Regions from separate parts of the Homo sapiens genome. Here region 1 is linked to region 2. Evidence: chromatin contacts called from ENCODE Hi-C data. All regions are on one chromosome and are shown on one strand. Each heading gives the region's core, a stretch centred on a gene start or an enhancer-like site at or near the end of the contact. The rest is flanking DNA. Distances are from core to core; before and after follow the strand shown. Region 1 holds the start of TTTY10 (testis expressed transcript, Y-linked 10). Region 2 holds the start of TTTY14 (testis expressed transcript, Y-linked 14).

Region 1 (2,700 bases), core at 16-2,515, 1.5 Mb before region 2:
TGCTGCCAACAGGCAAGTAAAAAGAAGACAAATTGGTCTGGGTCCCAGGAAGGAATAATCTAAACAGAGTTTTTGTGGACTATAAAACATGGTCCCCTCCTGTGGAAAATAATATTTTGTTTCCACCTACAGTTTTCTTCAAGCAATTACAAGGGCACTAAAAGTGAGAGATTACCTCAGGTGTATAAAAACGAGAATTTCTTTCAGAAATGACTGAGAAAGGGTTCTACCGAGGTTAGACCTCCTACTTTAGAAGCTGTGAGTAAACTTATTTTCAAGTCTAAGTTTCGTGTGAAAGTTTAGCCTCAGAATGAAGGGAACGTTGATATCTTTACTCCCACAATATTTATCGGATACGGAAGTTGAAAACCTGCCTAAATAGGTAACAAATCTTCTGCAAAAGAATGTTACACTCTATAAAGGGATGGGGTAGAGTAAAACGCCAGAAATGAACCTAAACATGCTTCAAGGCTTCCCCACTGTTTAACAAGGAAAAGGGAGTATCCTTAGCAATACTTTTAACTGTCCAGATAGGTAAGTCTTCAAAGTTAAGAACCGCTTCCAGGAAAGTAGCAGGGAAGTGTTTGCATGTGCCTATTCTGGAAAGCCAGGCCGTCCGGTTAAGGTCCCTCAACCGTCCCTACCTATACGTTTTCCGTCTGGCGTGAAATCAGCAGCAAAAGCCCGCTATCTTCCGAAGGAGGCCCCACAAAAATGGCGTCTGTCCCACCCCAATGTGACCAAATAGGGCATTCCCAGCTCCTTTCCCGAACACAGTGCTGGGGTCGCAGTGGCCAGTACCGCCGTTAGAACAGTCACTGCGGCCTGGAACAGGCGTCGGGGTTACTGGCAGAGCAAGCCGAGGTATAGTCCCAGAGGCTTACAGCAGTACCTTTATTCTTGGGCATGGCGGTGATGACAGCCTCGTGAGACCTCTTCCGACTCCTTTCTGGCGGTTACTACTCTAAGAGCCGACTGAACTAAGATGCAGCAGGTGGGTGCGCAGAAGAGGCTGGCTACAGAGCTCTCTAATAAACTGCTGACGCGCACTCTCTGGCGTCACCAAAAGGCGACGCAGCTGATTACGATGCTTTTCCCCGCCTCTCTTCGGCTGAGGCACGGCCAAATGACTGACACCTAGTAGACTCCATCAGGATACCGGAGAGTTTGCTGCAGGATGAATAAACAGGAAGCGGGGCGGGACTCAGCATGGAGAAGGTGGAGTCAAGGATGAAATGGGCGGGGCCCTGGAGTATTCTCCTTTGCTAAAAAACGGTCTTCCAGTTTCAGAAGTTCGTGGGTCATTTAACTGTAAACGCCTAAATTTTAAGAGAGCCCTTACTCTTATACAGTGAATTTGGAGGACTGGCTTAGGACAAGGCCCTCTATGTTCAGAATGTTTATCACTTTTCTCTCTTTTTTTTTTTTTTTTTTGACAACGAAGTTTCGCTCTTGTTGCCCATGCTGGAGTGCAGGGGCGCGATCTGCCCGTCTAATTTTTGTATTTTTAGTAGAGATGGGGTTTCACCATGTTGGCCAGGCTCTCAAACCCCTGACCTAGTGATCCTCCCGCCTCTGCCGCCCAAATTCCTGGGATTGCAGTAGTGAGCCACCGCGCCCGGCCTATTTTTTTCAGTCTTATCTTCTCTACCTCACCACCTCACAGTAAAGCATGTAAGTACAGAGGCCGCATCTGTTGCTTACAATTGCTAGCACCCAGCGGAATACTGACAAAAAGTAGACAGTAAATATATACAGGAAATGGAAAGTAAATATACATAGGAAGGAGTGAGACTAAGCATCTGAATCTTATAATAAATCATGGCTTAACCGAATGTCTCAAATGGACTGGCTGTGGAGGTCAAATTATTTCAAGACAAATTCCATTTGATTATGGTATACAATCATTTAATTTACTGGATTTGTTGTGTGTGTACTATTATGTTTAGAATCTTAGCATCTGTGTTAAGATATATTGGCTTGTATCGTGTGATGACTTTGACTTTAGGATCAATATAATCCCGGCTTCACAGAATGAACTGTGTAGTGTCCCTTTTTCTTCTGTGTTTTTGGACACATTCGAGGATTGATGTAAATTTTTTAAATGGTCCTAGGCCTTAGTTTGGATTATGAATTCGTGCTGTATTTATTCCCAAGTCAGTTCTGGTAGTTTGTATGTACCAGAAATTTGTTCATTTATTCTAAATTATAAAACTTGTTGGGCGTATAATTGGCCATCATATACAAAGTATAGTATCTTCCTAATCCTTTTTTTTCCCTTTCTGCAAGGTAAATAGTATGTATGTATCAGGACTTTGTTCATTTATTCTAAATTATCTTACTTGTTGGGCATATAATTGGCCATCATATACATAGTGTAGTATCCTCCTAATCCTTTTTTTTTCTTTCTTTTTTTCTGCAAGGTAAGTGGTAGTACCCTGATCATCACTACTGGTTTTAAGGAATTTAAGTCTTCATGGTTTTGTTTTTAAAAGCCTAGTGATGAAGCCATAACATTAAAAATAAAATTTTCTCTGAACCCAGAAGTCCTCTCCACAAAGACAGTAGAGAATGAAATCAGTTTTACTGTTAAAAATATGAAATATGAATTTAATGTACATTGTAGAAAATCAACCAAGAGATTACAAAGTCAAAAACAAATCTCGCCTTTTATATAGCTAAGCATCAAGGTAGTCTTCA
Region 2 (2,700 bases), core at 150-2,649:
GCATCCTCACGTGGTCATCCCTCTGTGGGTGTCTGTGCCCTTTTATTTTTTTAGAGACAGAGTCTTGCCGTGGCCCAGGAAAGAGTGCACTGGTGCAATCATGGCTTACTGCAGCTTTGACCTCCTGGACTCAACCAATCCTCCCATCTCAGCCTCCTGAGTGGCTGGGACCACAGGTGTGCGCCACCATACCCAGCATATATATATATGAAAACAGAGCAAGACAAGGTCTTGCTCTGTTGGCCAGGCTGAAGTGCAGTGGTGCAGTCATAGCTCACTAGAGTCTCAACCTCCAAGGCTCAGTGATTCTCCTACCTCAGCCTCCCAAGTAGCTGGGACCACAAGTGTGCACAATCACACCCATCTATATATATATACACACACAAACACACACATATATACACACACATATAAACACACACATATACACACACATACACATATATATTTTTAAATACACACACACACACACATACATATTTCTATACATGGAGTCCAGGCTGGTCTCAAATTCCTGGCCTCAAGCGATCCTCTCGTCTTAGCTTCCCAAGTAGTTGGGACTAGCAGCACACACCATCATATCTACATAATTTTTTAAACTTTTGTAGAGATGGAGTCTTGCTGTTTTGCCCAGGCTGGTCTCAAACTCTTGGCTTCAATACAGCCTCTCGCCTGGGCCTCCCAAAGTGCAGGGATTACAGCACCCAGACCCAGCTGGACGTTTGTTTGTAGAACTATGAAAAATATGGCTGAATTAGAAATTGGGTGGTGCCAAGTGAACTTCACCCAATGCTTCTGTCACCGCATCAGTTCTCTCTACCCTTTTCGCGTGTTGGAGAACTAACTTGCAAGGCAGGGGACGCGGCTCCAGGGCGCTTTGCCTCCCTCAGGCGGCTCAGGCTCTCAGTGCGCGAGACCCAGGGAATCTGGAGCCAACGCTACAACCCGCCCAAGGGCCGTTCCCGCTCACGGTGGAGCTAGCGTCTCTGCGCGGGAGAGGGGTTGCGCGGCCAGTGCCCACCCGGAGCAACCGCTCCGAAGCCCAGGTCCCCTCCCCTCGACGCCGACCCACTGCTCTCCTTGCCCAGTGACGCCCCAGGGCAGCACAGTCCGGAGCCAGGCCTTCTGGGGACCGGGGCGCACGTGGCCCGAGCTGTCCTTGAGCAGGGGCACGGACCGACACTCGCCGCATGGGCGCGCGGGGCAGACGTTTTGCCTCCCAGCGCTTCAATACCAGATGTTCAAAACCAGATGTTTCCAGACCATATCCCCGTCGCTTCCGACACTTGGAAAGACCAATTGCCAGGCCCCAGAAGGCAAGACGTTTGCGAAGGAAACCGCCAATCCGGTTGCTCGCTACTTCCAGGGTCGTGTGCTCCCTTACGCAGGACCCTGCCCAATCGTCAATGCGACGTCCTCCTACTCCCACCTCAGAGCTGTCACAGAGACTGTCAGTTCCGTCCCTCCCCTTCAGCCCTTTAACGCACGTCTTCCCGACCGCATAACTTGCTCAGTCCCTGCGGCCAACTGGGGCGGGCCAATGGCTGTGACGGATAAGGGGTGTGGGGTGCGGGGACAATGGGCCAGAGCTTCTCATGCAGCCTGCACCAGCGCCGGGTCGGAGAGTCAGAGGCCACCCTGAGATGGACCGAGATCTTCAGTTGGGGAGGCGCCTCCGGTGAGCTTGCGGCCAGATGCCCCCTCAGTAGTCCTCCGCAACAGGTGCCGCGCAGCCGAGTGGCGGGCTAGCATACCGCCTGCCCGCAATTCGGCCAGGCCTCGAGCCTGCTCCGCCTTCCCGCTGCGGTAGCGCCGCCGGGGAAACGCCGCCACGGGCTGCATGGGCAGCGCTCGCGCCCCGCCGCTGAGCCGCCGGGGAGCCGTCCAGTCTTCGAATCCCAGTAAGAGACGCCGCTGGCCTAGGGACAGTGGTTGGGGCTGGCCCGGGGCATTCGCGCGGCCTTGCAGCCTGCAGGCCTTCCCAGCCGACAGAGCTGCTGTGTGGGCCTTGGGTCAGGCCTGGAGGGCCGGGATCGGGGTGGGCGGTGGACTTTGGGGGCTCGGGGAGGTCGTGAAGGGCCAACAGGGGGCTCCAAGCGGGCTTGGGAGCTCGAGGGGCTCGGAGCGACGGTTAGGGGGACCCGAGGCCGCTGTGCGGGGCGGACGGGGGGCTCCGGGGCGGGGCTGGCGGGGCAGAAGGTCCCCAGGGGGCTGTGGGGGACCGACTGGGGGCTTCCGGGAGCGCCTGGGGGTTCTGGGAGCCCGGGGGCTGCTGTGAGGGGCTGCCGAGGGGGGCCCTGGGCAGGTGTTGACTGCTGCGGAACTCGGGGGGCGCCGACTTCTAACACACAACAGGGGCGCCTTCGCTGTTCGGTTCTGGTCGTAGTTGTTATTCTCAGCGTCCCTATTATTATTAGTAGTAGTATTCTTTTTATTTTATTTATTTATTTATTTTTGAGACGGAGTCTTGCTCAGTCGCTCAGGCTACAGTGCAATGGCGCGATCTCAGCTCACTGCAAGTTCCGCCTCCCGGGTTCACGCCATTCTCCTGCCTCAGTCTCCCGAGTAGTTAGGACTACGGGCGCCCCCACCATGCCTAGCTAAATTTTTTTGGTATTTTTAGTAAAGACGGGGTTTTACCGTGTTAGCCAGGATGGTCTCGATCTCCTGACCTCGTAATCCGCTCACCTTGGCCTCCCA

The links. A loop is a pair of places that touch in the nucleus more often than their neighbours do. Pooled maps may share reads with other maps.
Region 1: a map of heart right ventricle shows a loop between it and region 2 (8-fold over the local background). The contact joins the promoter of TTTY10 here to the promoter of TTTY14 in region 2. A Hi-C loop is called at or near these places in 3 of 168 maps with a recorded cell type or tissue (heart right ventricle and naive thymus-derived CD4-positive, alpha-beta T cell) and 6 of 50 pooled maps.

Annotation. Positions count from the first base shown.
Region 1 is chrY:20,574,080-20,576,779 of GRCh38, reverse strand. It overlaps TTTY10 (testis expressed transcript, Y-linked 10), which reads left to right and starts at 1,265. Exons shown (of 10, transcript NR_197944.1): 1 at 1,265-1,674. EIF1AY (eukaryotic translation initiation factor 1A Y-linked) reads right to left here and starts at 1,004. Exons shown (of 7, transcript NM_004681.4): 1 at 893-1,004. The coding sequence starts at 908.
Region 2 is chrY:19,076,246-19,078,945 of GRCh38, reverse strand. TTTY14 (testis expressed transcript, Y-linked 14) reads left to right here and starts at 1,399. Exons shown (of 3, transcript NR_125735.1): 1 at 1,399-1,901.